Linked DNA regions of Homo sapiens: regions 1, 2 and 4 are each linked to region 3. A link is a contact called in ENCODE Hi-C or POLR2A ChIA-PET data. All regions are on one chromosome and are shown on one strand. Each heading gives the region's core, a stretch centred on a gene start or an enhancer-like site at or near the end of the contact. The rest is flanking DNA. Distances are from core to core; before and after follow the strand shown.

Region 1 (3,863 bases), core at 537-3,036, 1.7 Mb after region 3:
ACTGTGGCCTGTAATTATAAATTAAACAATCATGGATTACACAGTACACTTAATTGATCAACAAACTGGGAAAAGTTAGCCAACTCTCATGCACTTCTCATCCATAATGATGAATCTCAATCTCTGTTGGTTCGGCATGCCCTTTTCATTCCAATTCTAGCTATTTTCTGGGTAAATATTTATGTTTGTACTCATTTGTTGAGAAAAACTTTAACTTTAAAAGGACAGCTCACGTATAAATGATTAAGAAAAAGAAACAGTTGTAAAAATCTGTTTAGCCTGAGGTTAAAAAAAAACTGCAAGTGTAGCAAGTGTGAAATGTGATTGGCAACTTCAGATCAAATAACCCTACTTCTTTAACAATCTGACAATGTAAAATCAATTGAGTTTTTTTTTTCCTTTCTAAATCTACTCACTGGATAATCTGACCAAACATACATCTATTTTTTTTTTTCCTGGGCATCTAGTTTTTTTGTTTTTTTTTTTACTTCTTAAATCAACAGAAATGGCTCAACATTTCTAAAAGTCAAGAAAGGAACTAGGAAGAGAGTTGGAGCAGTGACTATAAGTTTGATGACAGGCTCTTTGCAGCCAACTAACCTGCTTTAAGTGTTCAAAATCAATTTTTCTTTGATAGCTCTAAAATTACTCAATTCCATTTTAACTCCCTCCAACTAACTGTACAGACATTAACAAGAAACAGAGTGTCAACGGTCAGATCTGTCACAACCATAATTTAGAATTTGGGAAAGCTTTAATTGGGACTGACAGAGAAAAGCCTTGCCCCGGATTGAAGTTCGATCTCCATTTTTAACTTCTCGTTCTTTTCAGTTTGGAGAACTCAAGCTAGGATTAAGATCTTTTGGTCCTGGTATGGTCACACGCAAGAGGAGACTGCAAAAGGTTTCGAAGGAAATTCTAGAGACGGAGCAGCTAATATGTCTTCATCAACATGGATTATGTATTGAATGAAAAATCGGTCATCACCAACAATCAGATCCTGCAAAACTCTCAGCAAATAACTAAATAATTCGGGACTGAGGAAGCGCACCCGCCACGCAGACACCAAGACGGCGTAAAATCCACCAGGCATCCCTTCCAAGCGGCACCCCTTTGTGTCGTGGGACTTACTTCCCTACCCCCCAGGGGCCCGCACAGCGCGAGAAGGAGGAGAGCTAGGCTACCATCTCCCCTGCTACCGCCAGGGCGACCTCAGAGCCAATGGGGCCGGCCTTCTCTCCGCTTCTGGCCGGGCTCCAGACGAACCCCACTTTACTGCAAAGCCGCGAGACCGATTGCCCGGGAAGTCTAAGCCTGCTAGCGAAAGCTGCTCTCCGCAGTTCCTGGGATCCGCCCTCACCCCTGTCCCCAGAGTAATGATGGAGCCCGGGCTCCGCACCCGGCCAGCCGCGCACTCTGCCAGCCCCTTCCCCAAGCCTCGGACCCGCTGCAAGCCCCGCCTTCCTCTCCAGGCCCAGGCCTCCCTCCAGGGCCCACCCTCGGGTCTCCCCGCCGACCCCCGAAATCAGTCCACAACCCAGATAGCAGGCTGAGCGACGTCCCATTCCCTCCTTGGCTTTAAGCGCAGTGCTCCGCCCTGGGCCTGGGGACGGGAGGGGGATAACCGGCCGGCTCCAAGGGGGCCCAGGCCCCCACACTCACCATCCTCCCGCCGAGTCCCTCCTCCTCCTCCTCCTCCTGCTGCCTCCCCCGTTACCAGGGGCAACTGCTGCGGCGCCGCCCCCGACGTCCCTCGCACGCACAGCTGAGGAGCTGAGCAGCAATACGGGGCGGGGTGCAGCTCCGCTTTCCCCAGAGTGCGCAAGTGCGCTAAGGCGCCCGCCCACGCAGTGGGCGGGCTACGGGAGCTGCAGAGGCCGCCGCCGGCTCGCCTGGACCAGGGAGTGGAGAAAGCCTGCCCACGTGGCTGGCGGGAGCCTCCCGGCCTGGGATTGGTCGAAAAGGAGGGGCGTGGGGCGGGCGTGGGGGCAGTTCCCCAGCCCAGGTCCTCCTCTCACCCGGGCCAGTTTTCAAGGCGGGCTGTAACTGGTGGCATTTGTCCCGGGACCAGGTAAGGGGCCTTGGGACAATGGCGCTCGCCCTGTCTACCTCCAATCCCCACATCTCGGGTGGGTGCTGAGATTGCTGTCCTGACTGCCCAGGCGGGGCTGCAGCGCGGGCTGGACTTCCACCTGCAGAAGCCACGTGGCGCGAAGTGCGCCCTGGGGCTGCAGATGGGCCCCTCTGCTCTGACCCCCATTGCCTAGGAGTGCCAGGCCGAGCGGCTGGGGCGTTACGAGCTGTCCGGGATGGGGGAGTACCGATGGGGGGAGGCCGTCTGTCGGAGGGCAAGAAGCAGCCTGGGGGCTGGCCCTGAGCCCTGAGGTGAGCTGAAAGCACAGGTGAAAGGCGTTTTGGGGATCGGCCCGGTTTTTGTTTTGACACAGGGTGTCGCTCTGTCGCCCGGGCCGGAGTGCGGTGGCGCGATCTCGGCTCACTGCAGCCTTTGCCTCACAGGCTTAAGCGATTCTCCCGCCTCAGACTCTCGAGTAGCTGGGATTGCAGGCGGGCGCCACCACGCCTGGATAATTTTTTGTATTTTGTTTTTGTAGAGACGGAGTTTCGCCATGTTGCCCAGGCTGGGCTCGAACTCCTGGGGTCAAGCCATCCGCCCGCCTAGGCCTCCCAAAGTGCTGAGACTACAGGTGTTCCAAAGTGGTGAGCCACTGTGCCCAGCCTCTGGCCGGTTTTGCTAAGCTGCTTTGGACAGGACCGCGTACCATCTGTAGTCCTGGAGGAGGCAAAAATGAGCCTGCATTTTTAGCCAAGGAAGAGCAAGTGGGACACTGGGGTGGGTTGGGAAGTGCTACCTCCCATCCCTTTCCCGATGCAGAGGACTATAAGAAGAGTTTACACAAACGTGCTAGGCCCTGTTCTAGACGCTGGAGACACAGCAGTGGACAAAATCAGCCCGTATGGAAATTACATCCTTCCTAATGAAATACATTTCATACCAAATTTCATTTTCACAACCCCTAGAAATTGGTAATTGCGGCCAGGCGCAGTGGCTCATGCCTATAATCCCAGCACTTTGAGAGGTGGAAGGGGAGGAAGGCTTGAGCCCAGGAGTTGGAGACCAGCCCGGGCAACACAGTAGGACCCTGCCTCTACAAAAAAAAATTTTTTTTAATTAGCCAGGTTCCGTGGCGCACTTGTAGTCCTAGCTACTCGGGAGGTTGAGGCTGGAGGATTGCTTGAGCCCAGGAGCTATTATCACATCACTGTACTCCAGCCTGGGTGAAAGAGCAAGACCCTGCCTCAAAAAAAAAAAAAAAAATGAAAACAAAAATCAACATCTGCTGCTTGCATACCTGCTTCAGATCCTTGGAGAGAAAAAGCAGTTCAGAGCCTTGACTAAGGAGGTGATGAATGGAGGTGATACAGGAGCACAAACCCCTATAATCTACTCATCTCCAGACTGTTGGCCCTTTTGTGAAAAAGGCAAGGGAGGTTGCTCTTTCTAAGTTGTCTGGTGCCTAACAGCCCACTTGCCTTGGAGTCAGACGAGTACCCATAAGCCTATACCTGGGCCTGCTCTTGTAATTATTACCCTCATTTTCCAGCTTGCTCTAGGCAGCCTTGACCTTAATCCTTGCCTGTCTCAGTGGTCTTTGTGTCTGACCTTCTGGGGTCTTTGGCTACCTTGATCTTCCTCTGATGTGAGTACCAGCGATGATGTTTCGTTTTTCTCCCTACCTGGGGCTACAAACAGTAATCTTGTGCACTTCTGCTTGTAAGAGGATACCTCAGAAGGAATTTGGAAGCTTGTTTTCTGATCTCTGATACCATTTGCCAGAGAAAAT
Region 2 (3,716 bases), core at 100-2,599, 1.9 Mb after region 3:
GATCTCGGCTCACTGCAAGCTCCGCCTCCCGGGTTCACGCCATTCTCCTGCCTCAGCCTCTCCGAGTAGCTGGGACTACAGGCGCCCGCCACCATGCCCGGTTAATTTTTTGTATTTTTAGTAGAGACGGGGTTTCACCGTGGTCTACGATCTCCTGACCTCATGCTCCGCCCGCCTCGGCCTCCCAAAGTACTGGGATTACAAGCGTGAGCCACCAACGCCCGGCCTGAATGTTTTAAGTTTCAAGGAAAAGACCAATTTGGCAGCTACTCTGCTACCTCGTCACCTCCAGGTGACGTTGGGAGTACTGGGGAGCTAGGTTTCCAGAACTTTTTGCTCTTGAGTGACCTAAGACCCTAGCAGAGTTTGGTCAGTGTGATTAAGAATGAGCCTCTGTGGGTCTGTTTAGGATGCTTGCCCCCTCCCATTTCCTTAACTTGCCTGAATTCCTGCTGGGAATACAGATTCGGGGCCCTTCCCACTCTGTAAATATGGGAAAAGGTCTAGGAAGTATATACTCCTAGCAATAATATGTAGGGGTTCTATGACTAGGAAATTTGGGGAACTGTCCCCCTGACCGCTCCATCCGTAACTTCTGCACACCTTTTGGGGTACGCCGCCGACCTGGAAAGCGTTGCAGGGCGCTCATGCTGCCCGCAGGTGGCGCCACGTGATCGCGAGCCGCAGAGAGCCCGTACCCTAGGAGTCTCGAGGCGCGAGGACTGCTGGTCCGCAGCTGTGCCGGGGCCACCGACGCCGCTTACCCCGGCGGAGCGCCGCGCAGGTGGAGTTGGGGACAGCGGCCGGTGCCCCGGCTTTTTAGGCTGTGTGCATCCCAAGCCGCCTCTAGTTGGCTTCTCGGGCTTCCGGGGCAGGAGGGCGCGCGGCTTTGTGCCTACGAATTGAGAACTGGAGAGCCAGTAACCGGTGCACCGGGAACCTGCCGCCTTGCGCCGCAGGGCTTTAGTCCAAACCTGGCCGGTCCAGGCTCCGGGATCTACTACAGGGGCCCCTGGGGAGCGCGGGCCCCAGGGACGGCTCCTTCCCATTGGCAGCAGGACGGATGCCACGCCCCTTTTTCTTCAGCTCTCATCTTTGACTGGCTCTCGAGTCCCAGATGGCCACGCCCCCTCCCCTCGCACATACACAAGAGTCACGCGCCTTTCAGTTGGAAACTTGGCGTGCAGACGGGGACGGTGGCTCTCGTCGCCCCACCCACTTACCTTGCCATTGGTCCGCGGAGCGGCACACGGTCACGCCCCCATTCCAGCCCCCTGGCTGGGAGGGCGGGCACCCGCTTGTGATTGGCTGGTCGGCCTGCCTCTCGCGGGAGCAGCCGGCGCTCCTCTCCCTCCCTCTTTCCCTCCCGCGAGCCTCGGGGTTCCTCAGCTGGCTGAGGTGGAGTCAGTGTCAGTCAGGGAGGCGAACTGCTGAGCACTGGCCGCGGACGCTCCGTTGCAGTCTCGCCCAGGGGCCGGTACCTGCGCTCGCGCCGCCGGGTTGAAAGGATGAAGCCGCAGCTGGAGCAGCCACCCTATGATTGGCTGTGGCGCTTGTGAACCCAAAGTAAAGATGGCGGGCGGGCAGGCAGCCGCCGCACTGCCCACTTGGAAGATGGCGGCGCGCCGCAGCCTCAGCGCTCGCGGCCGGGGGATCCTGCAGGCGGCTGCGGGGCGGCTGCTGCCGCTGCTCCTGCTGAGCTGCTGCTGCGGTGCGGGCGGCTGCGCAGCGGTGGGCGAGAATGAGGAGACGGTGATCATCGGGCTGCGACTGGAGGACACGAACGACGTGTCGTTCATGGAAGGGGGGGCGCTGCGGGTGAGCGAACGGACCCGGGTCAAGCTGCGGGTGTACGGGCAGAACATCAATAACGAGACGTGGTCCCGCATCGCCTTCACCGAGCACGAGCGGCGGCGCCACAGCCCGGGGGAGCGCGGGCTGGGGGGCCCCGCGCCGCCAGAGCCGGACAGCGGCCCCCAGCGATGCGGCATCCGCACCTCAGACATCATCATCTTGCCCCACATCATTCTCAACCGCCGCACCTCGGGCATCATCGAGATCGAGATCAAACCGCTACGCAAGATGGAGAAGAGCAAGTCCTATTACCTGTGCACGTCGCTCTCCACGCCCGCCCTGGGCGCCGGCGGCTCGGGGTCCACGGGTGGCGCCGTCGGGGGCAAGGGTGGCTCGGGGGTGGCCGGGCTCCCGCCGCCCCCGTGGGCCGAGACCACCTGGATTTACCACGACGGCGAGGACACCAAGATGATCGTAGGCGAAGAGAAGAAGTTCCTGCTGCCCTTCTGGCTGCAGGTGATCTTCATTTCGCTGCTGCTGTGCCTGTCGGGCATGTTCAGCGGCCTCAACCTGGGGCTCATGGCCCTGGACCCGATGGAGCTGCGCATCGTGCAGAACTGCGGCACGGAGAAGGAGAAGAATTACGCCAAGCGCATCGAGCCGGTGCGCAGGCAGGGCAACTACCTGCTGTGCTCACTGCTGCTGGGCAACGTGCTGGTCAACACCACGCTCACCATCCTGCTCGACGACATCGCCGGCTCGGGCCTCGTGGCCGTGGTAGTCTCCACCATCGGTATCGTCATCTTCGGAGAGATCGTGCCCCAGGCCATCTGCTCCCGGCATGGCCTGGCTGTGGGGGCCAACACCATCTTCCTCACCAAGTTTTTCATGATGATGACCTTCCCCGCTTCCTACCCGGTCAGCAAGCTGCTGGACTGCGTCCTGGGCCAGGAGATAGGCACCGTCTATAACCGGGAAAAACTGCTGGAGATGCTCCGGGTCACCGATCCCTACAACGACCTCGTTAAGGAGGAGCTGAACATCATCCAAGGGGCGCTGGAGCTCCGCACCAAGACGGTGGAGGACGTGATGACCCCACTCCGGGACTGCTTCATGATCACCGGCGAAGCCATCCTGGACTTCAACACCATGTCTGAGATCATGGAGAGCGGCTACACCCGCATTCCAGTGTTTGAAGGGGAGCGCTCCAATATCGTGGACCTGCTGTTTGTCAAAGACTTGGCCTTCGTGGATCCCGATGACTGTACCCCCCTGAAAACCATCACCAAATTTTATAACCACCCCTTGCACTTTGTTTTCAATGACACCAAGTTGGACGCTATGCTGGAAGAATTTAAGAAAGGTGGGAAATTTTGGTCTCTTTCATTGGCTTGCTCTTTCTCTCTCCATCCTCCTCCCTACTTGAGTCCTCTACCCTCAGACCAACCCCCCAAGGCGAGTTGACCGGGATTTCTCCTTCTCCCTCTTAATTGCAAAGTTGAAAGGGTGGCGTGGATTTGGGGATGGATTGAACTAGTAAGTGCTACTAGGTTATTTTAAAGCACAAGACTGCCATCACTTACTTTTTCCCATTATCAAAAAGCAGGCTGTGTAATTTCTGTGCATGACACTTATTTATTTTTTTTTTTTTGGTCCCGTGTGTGGGCCTCTGTTCTTGAGGGGTCTGCCGCCTTCATTGTCTGGGTTCTCAGTGAGTAGGTGAAGGTAGGGGCTGGCTGATGCCATGCCATTTGGTGGACTTTAATCACAGGCATTTGGAAAACATGTAACTAGCTTTTGTAAACCCAGTGCAGTCCTTTTTCTCCTCCTTAAACATCCACACTGGCCTTTCAAAGATCGAAGTACATTTTCTATAGCTTCTGTTCCTGCTTGCCTGGCAACTTGTGGGGAAGATTGAGGTC
Region 3 (4,061 bases), core at 1,422-3,921:
GGTCTCAAGCTCCTGACCTCAGGTGATCCACCCGCCTCCGCCTCCCAAAGTGCTGGGATTAAGAGGTATGAGCCACCACGCCTGGCCCTAAACTTCTATTTTTAAAGAGACATGGTCTCTCGAACCCTTGAGCTCAAGGGATCCTACTGCCTCAGTCTCCCAAGTAGCTGGTGCTACAGGCGTGCACCACCACACTCCAGCTCATCATTCTGTCATTATACTTCAGTTATTTCATGTGTCAGTGACTGAAAGTGAACGTATGATAATCTTGTGAACACAGGGCTTCACAGTGGAAAGAAAACTACATTCTATACCTCATTCCTTCTTCAATACAAGCATCTGCAGGAAAAGGGGAAAAAAGAGGCGGGACCATCTATTATTCAACAAATTTCAACTTCACCCTGCCCATCTGGATCTAGTCTCCCTCATTAAATGCAAAGGATGCTGCCACCTGGCTCCTCTCCCTAGCAGTATTCACATCATCTAGGCTAGAAAATCCCTTCCCTTTGGCCTGTTTTGCACAAAACCGAGTAAACATTTTCAAAGTATATATACGCAAAATCATTTGCTATCTCTTTACTATGTATGATGCGCATAGGTGTTACTGAATATTTTGGAGCCTTGATGGATAAAGTATGGGATGTTGAGGATCGGGGAATGTATCTAAACTTTCAAGTTGTGTCCTATTCAAAAAACTCCCTTCTAAAAGCATTTTTACGGTATGTAGGGTTTTAATGTAACAAAATCTCTACTTAATAACAGCGGATCCCCTTTTATTATCTTTGTGCCTACCTGGATGCACGGTTCCAGCATGTTCTCGTCACGAACCACAAGCCCACCAGAGGGCGCTGGTTCCCCGTCTACCTACTGTTCTCCATCAGCGACTCAGAAAATCCAGGTTAAACACTCAGGCAGTCTTTCACATTTAATCCACAAATATTTACCGAGAATTTGACGTGCCACCAGGCGCGGGGCTAGGTTCACAAGATACAGTAGTGAGTTAGGCACGATTCCTACTACCAGAAGCTTAGAGCATAGGGAAGACTAAAAGTAAGCCACCGTCTACAATAGTAGGATAAGTGGAGAGTTTCTAGGTCCGTGGAGTTTGTTGTTGAATATCTGCTCCAGGCCTTAGAAGCCGGCAGCAATTCACTAAAAGATCCCGGACTTGTCTGCTCTGTATCCCAGCCAAGGAGCTCCGTCCCCAAGGTGTTTTGTTAGAGTCAGAGACCTCTCCTTGGGTGATTCCATTCGTCAGCCCCACAAGTCCCCGTCTCTGGCCTTTTTCAGGGTCTCCGGCAGCTCTCTGACAGTTCCCCTTCTGTCTCAGGTCGACACTTATTCCAAGGACCAGGGATTACTCACAACTATCCGCCAGAGTTTGCTCCGCCCTTTCTTTTTCCTGTTTAAAATCCGCGGGCTCTTAGTGTTCTCGGTTCCTAGATTTCCTGTTCTGATTCTCGCGACAGTTGCGAGGCCTCGCGTGAAGTTCCCTTCTAGTCCCTATTTCGAATTTGAGACCGGGAGAGAGTGTCTGCCCTTGCCCACCTCCTCAGAACCCCTCTGGCCAGGGATGGCGCCTACGTGGCTCGGGAGCCCCTGAATGAATGGGCTTGGCCCAACTTAGGGGCGCATTCCGACGGGAGAGTCCTGGCTGTATTCCGAGGCTCCAGTGCGCATGCGGAGTCGATCCCGCGCAGGCGGGCGGGGACGGCAGCCGGGTCTTGTGGGCGGAGCCTGACTAAGTGCCGCCCCCTTGCCGGCTGCAGATTGCTATTTCTGCCCCCCACCCTCGCCCATCCCCCCGCGAGCTGGACTGCGCCAAGGCTTCTGTGAGCCGCTTGGGGCCGGCCGGGGCGGGGCCTGCCCGACCCGGGTTTGGCTGGCGGGCCCCTAGGAATGCTCTCCTCCCCGCCCCCGGCCCAAAGTGCCACGGTGGCGGTGGTGGCGGCCGCGAGGCCGAGTGTCTCCGGCCCTGCCAGCCTCGCAACCGTAACCTGTAATCCCGACCCGAGGGACGCCCGCCGGGGAGGCGCCAGCCCGCCTCTCCCTGCGGCCGCTGGTCGGCTCCGACCTCGAATCACCCGGCTCACCCGCGGGTCGCAGCACCTGCCGGATGTGGGGAGGAAGAAGGAGGCCAGATGAGGGAAGGCGGATGTAGGCGCCCAGTCTGTCCGCGCCTTGGTGGGGCAGCTGGGTGGGCAAGCCTGCGGTCGCTCCCGGGAACCAGCCCTGGGCTGCGGGGAGACGAAGGTGGTTGGTCCTGCCCTCCAGGAGCGCCCCGACATCGACGTAAAATGACTTGGCACCAGAGCTCCTGCCGCCTCCCCCTTATGCAGCTGCCCTCGCCGACGCCAGGGACTGTAAAATCAGATGGGACAGGGCCTAGCCGTTCAGCCAACACTTTGAGCTTCCCAGCCAAACTCCTACCCCCACTCCCCGCCTCCGGTCCTCACCCCCTTCCTCTCTCCCAGCCTCGGTGTCTGGTTACGGCTCCTCTGCTCGCATTGTGACTTTGGGCCAGGCTGGGGGAAATGACCCGGGAGGGTCCCATGCGGCTACATAAAATTGGCAGCCTTAGAACTAGTGGGAAGGCGGGTGCGCGAAGTCGAGGGGCGGAGAGAGGGGGCCGGAGGAGCTGCTTTCTGAATCCAAGTTCGTGGGCTCTCTCAGAAGTCCTCAGGACGGAGCAGAGGTGGCCGGCGGGCCCGGCTGACTGCGCCTCTGCTTTCTTTCCATAACCTTTTCTTTCGGACTCGAATCACGGCTGCTGCGAAGGGTCTAGTTCCGGACACTAGGTGAGCACTCTGTGCCCCAGGCCATAAGCGAGGCGGCATCAGCCCCCCCAGTTCTCACCCCCCATTAGCAGCTTCTTACTTCTGGAGCCACCCATTCTCTTTGGGCAAGGATGCTCAGGGGCCAGGGATCGGAGTCGGGTGGTGCACGGAAGTGGTGCTGGTGGTGGGTGTGCGTGCGCCTGAGCCTTATCACCCTTTCCTCACCTCTCTTCACTCCCAGCCCTCCCAAGAACAGCCCAACTGATTGCTAACTGCCATAACTGGATAATCCCTAGAGGGTCACTAGGCCTGTGTGTTGGGGGAGGCTACTTGGTAGCAGGGGAGGGGGCGATGCTAGTGTCATGCTTTGGTACAAGAAGCAGTGAGGTTGGTCTTTCGGCACAGGCCCTGTTTCTGACCTCCTGACCTGGCTTCCCTTCCTGGCAGGGTGCCCGAACGCGCTGATGCCCCGAGTGCTCGCAGGGCTTCCCGCTAACCATGCTGCCGCCGCCGCGGCCCGCAGCTGCCTTGGCGCTGCCTGTGCTCCTGCTACTGCTGGTGGTGCTGACGCCGCCCCCGACCGGCGCAAGGCCATCCCCAGGCCCAGATTACCTGCGGCGCGGCTGGATGCGGCTGCTAGCGGAGGGCGAGGGCTGCGCTCCCTGCCGGCCAGAAGAGTGCGCCGCGCCGCGGGGCTGCCTGGCGGGCAGGGTGCGCGACGCGTGCGGCTGCTGCTGGGAATGCGCCAACCTCGAGGGCCAGCTCTGCGACCTGGACCCCAGTGCTCACTTCTACGGGCACTGCGGCGAGCAGCTTGAGTGCCGGCTGGACACAGGCGGCGACCTGAGCCGCGGAGAGGTGCCGGAACCTCTGTGTGCCTGTCGTTCGCAGAGTCCGCTCTGCGGGTCCGACGGTCACACCTACTCCCAGATCTGCCGCCTGCAGGAGGCGGCCCGCGCTCGGCCCGATGCCAACCTCACTGTGGCACACCCGGGGCCCTGCGAATCGGGTACGCATGGCCCGGGGCCCCCACCCCAGCACTTAGGTTTCCTAGAGGCACTGCTCCCCGACCCCTGACAGCATTGGTCTCTGGCCAGCAGAGCAAAAAAGATAAGGCTATAGAGGCCTCGAGTCCAGTATAAAACCCTGCTCTCGCTACTGGTTCATAAAAGCTGCCACCTTAAGGTGGGGGTGGGGGGTGGAGTGGAGTGGGAGTCCCGGGCTTCGTCAGCAAGCTGCATTCGCTGAACCACGTGAAAGCTCCAGAGCTGGCTGGCAGGGAGA
Region 4 (3,909 bases), core at 1,367-3,866, 1.1 Mb after region 3:
AAAAAAAAAAAAAAAAAAACAACTAAACAGGGCTGGGCGCAGTGGCTCACGCCCGTAATCCCAGAACTTTGGGAGGCTGAGGCAGGCAGATCACCTGAGGTCAGGAGTTTGAGACCAGCCAGACCAACATGGAGAAACCCCCTCTCTACTAAAAATACAAAATTAGCTGGGCGTGGTGGCACATGCCTGTAACCCCAGCTACTCAGGAGGCTGAGGCACAAGAATCACTTGAACCTGGGAGGCGGAGGTTGCGGTGAGCCGAGATTGCGCCATTGCACTCCAGCCTGGGTGACAAGAGTGAAACTCCATCTCACACACAAAAAACAAAACAAAAGAAACAACTAAACAGCCAGGCACACTGGCTGACACCTGTAATCCCAACACATTGGGAGGCCAAGGCAGGAGGATCTTCTGAGGCTAAGAGTTGGAGAACAGCCTGGGCAAGATGTGAGACCCCCCAAGAACCCCCAAAAAATTAGCTGGGCATGGCCAGGCGTGGTGGCTCACCCCTGTAATCCCAGCACTTTGGGAGGCCGAGGCAGGCAAATCACGAGGTCAAGAGATCGAGACCGTCCTGGCCAACATGGTGAAACCCTGTCTCTACTAAAAATACAAAAACAAATTAGCTGGGTGTGGTGGTGGGCACCTGTAGTCCCACCTACTCGGGAGGCTGAGGCAGGAGAATCACTTGAACCTGGGAGGTGGAGGTTGCAGTGAGCCAAGATCGCGCCACTGCACTCCAGCCTGGTGACAGAGTGACACTCCATCTCAAAAAAAAAAAAAAAAAAATTAGCTGGGCATGGCAGTGTGTACCTGTAGTACCCAGCTACTCTGGAGGCTGAGGCAGATGGATCCTTTGAGCTTGAGAGATCACAGTGAGCTATGCTATGATCTGCCACGGCACTCTTGCTCACCGCACTCCACACTGCAGCCCTGGGTGACAGAGTAAAACCCTATTGTCTAACAAAAAAAAAAAAAAGAAAGAACATCTAAGAAAAGGTCCAGAAAAGGTCCTCTCTTTTCATGAACATGTGTGGGGATGTATAGTGATGCAATATTTCTAAAGGGCAATTTTCTACTGTATTTCAAATACATGCATTGTTTAACTCGGCACTTGAATTTCATGGAAACTATTCCACAGAAAGATTGCACAAAAGTGCAAAGGTACATGTACATGACATATGCAAGGGTGTTCATCATAATAATATGTAATAGTGAGAAACTGTAAACAACTTAAATATTATTTATTTTTGAGAAGAAGTCTCACTCTGTCACCCAAGTTGGAGTGCTGTGGCATGATCTTGGCTCACTACAACCTCCACCTCCTGGGTTCAAGCAATCCTCCTGCCTCGGCCTCCCGAGTAGCTGGGACCACAGATGTGTGCCACCATGTCCAGCTAATTTTTAAATTTTTGGTAGAGGTGGGGTTTTGCCATGTTGTCCAGGCTGGTCTCAAACTCCTTAGTTCAAGTGATTCACCCACTTCAGCCTCCCAAAGTGCTGGGACTACAAGTGTGAGTCACCGAGCCACGGCCAGAAACAACTTCAATATAATTTAAATAACAATACATTCATAAAATAGAACTGGTGCTAAAGGCTCAGTAAATATTTAGCTAGTGAGTGGATTAACATATTGTTACATAAAAAAAGCAAATCACCAATTTGTGCCCCTATATATTTTTCCATTCATAGAAAAAAGCGTCAATGAATACACACTAAAAGTAACAAGGGGTTTAAATCTGGGCAGTAGAACTATAATTTGCAGGCCTACTACTTTTTTTCCTCTAAACAGTCTTGTACTTTTTGAAATAATTTTTGTGCTTTGTAAAAAGTTATTTAAAAATAGCAAATATGAAGTAGCTTTTAAGTGGCAAATGAATGAAGAGTAGAGACAGTGATGGACCGTAGAAACGCAGAGCGGGATCCCTCTTGGCTAGGACAACCAAAGCCTTTCCTAGATTAAATAAGGCATGAAATGTTTTGAGGTTCAAGTATTCCAGGTCGACATATAGGCAGGAGAACACCTGTTGTCTTTAGGGAACAGCAAGGAGACCTGAAACAGCAAGAAACAAATTTGATAGAGAAGGCAACGTAAGTTTCTGAGTAGTAGCAGAGAGGGCGGAGAACGCGACATTTTCCGATTAAGTTTGCAGTACTGCCGCAATATGGGATTAGGTGAGGATTAGCGCTTGGAGCGCAAGTGCCCACTAGGGGGTGGTGTTTCAAAACATATACAGGCCCACTTGGCCCCACTTGGACTAAGGTGAAAGGAACGTACAGCAGGTAGAACGTCAAAGAGGACGTTCCAACAGTTGGACAAGTTAACGACAATAAAATACGCAAATGTTAACTTTCCCCCTAACTGCTGAGCGCTCCCTAAATCGGTATCCCAGTGTAACGCAAAACTAAGCCCTACAGGATGCCTGCAGCTAGTGCCAAACGGTCCCCACTTAAAGGGACTACTACTCCCAGGAACCTTCGCGCGAGGCCAGGGCCTTCTTCCAGGGTGCAAGTGGGTCTCGCCGCACGGCTCTCTGGGATTCGTAGTCTTGCAGTGTCATTCGGGAGTTGTAGTTCCTTTCCCACAATCGGCTGGGCGAGGCGGCGCCAGCGATCAGAGCAGCGCTGGGTGTTCAGGGGCCAAGATGGCGGCGCGCCGGGGACGGAGAGACGGAGTCGCGCCGCCCCCGAGTGGGGGCCCCGGTCCGGACCCTGGCGGGGGAGCCCGCGGCAGTGGTTGGGGAAGTCGAAGCCAAGCGCCGTATGGGACTTTGGGCGCTGTGAGCGGCGGCGAGCAGGTGAGAGGTTGGCTGGCGGCCCGCGACAGGCAGCAAAGCGGTGTGTGCCGGGCGGTGACACGTGGACGCCACAGGAAAGAGAGGAAGCGCCTGAGAGTCGATGCCGGGTGGCCGCGGGAGCCGGGCCGGAGCAAGTGGGCCCTAGGCCGTTTGCTGGGGGTAGGCGGGCAGAGGCAGCGTCTCTACGGCCATTCCTGGGGGACGCCGGAGGGGGAGAGCGGGGTGTCGGAAACATAACCCGCGGCTGGGGGTCAGGGGTTCGGACTTGGGGTCGAAGGCTGAGACCTCCATGTAAGGATGCCCAGTGAGGCTCCCCGAGCCCGGCGCCGCAGTTCCCTTTTCGGAGCCACGTGGGGTTGGGGGAGCAATTTTCCCGGGAGAACTTGTCTGCCTCCCCTCCCCCTCTAGGCGGCCCGGGCATCCACGTGGGTCGGGCTCCTGGTGGAGGGGGGCGCAGGCAGCGGGTCCACGTGGGGGCGGGGAAGGAACGTCCACGTGGCTCCCGTCCCAGGCTGTCGGGCATCTAGTATCGGCCTTGGAGCCTGGCTGACGCGAACTGGGTGTGTCTCCACGGGTCCCGCCATCTCCTGCCGGGGCTGGAGGCCCGGGCCGGGAAGGAAGGTAAGGGCTGCTAGAGTCAACTTTGTTCAGAGCCTTGGAGGTTTTTTTTTTCCCTGCTGCTTGGGTCCGCAACGTCTCTCCACTGCGGATGGTGAAGGACTCTCCAGATGTTGCGGGAGTTTGTTCCCTGCGGATGGCTGAGTGTGATGGGGAGGGTAGAGGGCTGAGGCTGAAGGGTTGTGGAGGAGTGAGTTTGTGGCGCTTCCGTCTGACCGGCTTGGGGTGGGTTGTGAGTCACGGGCATTGGCGTTTTGGTTGCCTTGCAGTCTTGCCTTATTAGTGATTCAAGGGGTATGGGGAGTGTCAACATACACCTGGGACAAGGTTAAGAAAGGGAAAGGGAATCCTCTCCTCACTTTTTCCTCCAGCATCTCTTTTGGGAAGGCATGCTCCTGTAATCTGACACGCAGAAACTGGGGTGGTCCGTACTTAAGGCTCTTCGGATTTTTTGCTGGGGATGGGAAAAGTTGGAGGCGGTTTGAGAACTGTT

Evidence for each region. A loop is a pair of places that touch in the nucleus more often than their neighbours do. ChIA-PET counts read pairs that join two places held with the same protein, here RNA polymerase II (POLR2A). Pooled maps may share reads with other maps.
Region 1: a pooled map shows a loop between it and region 3 (9-fold over the local background). The contact joins the promoter of ARL3 here to the promoter of KAZALD1 in region 3. A Hi-C loop is called at or near these places in 5 of 50 pooled maps.
Region 2: a loop to region 3 is called in a map of naive thymus-derived CD4-positive, alpha-beta T cell, with 13 times the contacts of the local background. The contact joins the promoter of CNNM2 here to the promoter of KAZALD1 in region 3. A Hi-C loop is called at or near these places in 1 of 168 maps with a recorded cell type or tissue (naive thymus-derived CD4-positive, alpha-beta T cell) and 7 of 50 pooled maps. POLR2A ChIA-PET finds 5 or more read pairs at or near these places in 1 of 52 experiments (activated CD8-positive, alpha-beta memory T cell).
Region 4: a pooled map shows a loop between it and region 3 (11-fold over the local background). The contact joins the promoter of PPRC1 here to the promoter of KAZALD1 in region 3. A Hi-C loop is called at or near these places in 5 of 37 single-sample maps with no recorded cell type and 8 of 50 pooled maps.

Annotation. Positions count from the first base shown.
Region 1 is chr10:102,712,611-102,716,473 of GRCh38, forward strand. It overlaps ARL3 (ARF like GTPase 3), which reads right to left and starts at 1,787. Exons shown (of 6, transcript NM_004311.4): 1 at 1,663-1,787. The coding sequence starts at 1,665. It overlaps SFXN2 (sideroflexin 2), which reads left to right and starts at 2,026. Exons shown (of 12, transcript NM_178858.6): 1 at 2,026-2,071. RefSeq lists silencers at 1,447-1,546, 1,587-1,636, 1,704-2,098, 1,917-2,066 and enhancers at 1,852-2,428, 2,429-3,004.
Region 2 is chr10:102,916,945-102,920,660 of GRCh38, forward strand. CNNM2 (cyclin and CBS domain divalent metal cation transport mediator 2) reads left to right here and starts at 1,350. Exons shown (of 8, transcript NM_017649.5): 1 at 1,350-3,157. The coding sequence starts at 1,537. It overlaps LOC107984265 (a long non-coding RNA gene), which reads right to left and starts at 1,391. Exons shown (of 3, transcript NR_160733.1): 1 at 1,224-1,391. RefSeq lists enhancers at 303-989, 990-1,676 and silencers at 1,146-1,325, 1,936-2,025.
Region 3 is chr10:101,059,318-101,063,378 of GRCh38, forward strand. KAZALD1 (Kazal type serine peptidase inhibitor domain 1) reads left to right here and starts at 2,672. Exons shown (of 5, transcript NM_030929.5): 1 at 2,672-2,798; 2 at 3,225-3,786. The coding sequence starts at 3,276. It overlaps LOC107984262 (a long non-coding RNA gene), which reads right to left and starts at 1,434. Exons shown (of 2, transcript XR_001747569.3): 1 at 793-1,434; 2 at 1-339. RefSeq lists enhancers at 1,315-1,609, 2,536-3,424 and silencers at 1,737-2,156, 3,337-3,386.
Region 4 is chr10:102,130,424-102,134,332 of GRCh38, forward strand. PPRC1 (PPARG related coactivator 1) reads left to right here and starts at 2,617. Exons shown (of 14, transcript NM_015062.5): 1 at 2,617-2,798. The coding sequence starts at 2,646. RefSeq lists an enhancer at 2,440-2,719 and silencers at 2,700-2,879, 3,090-3,139, 3,170-3,289.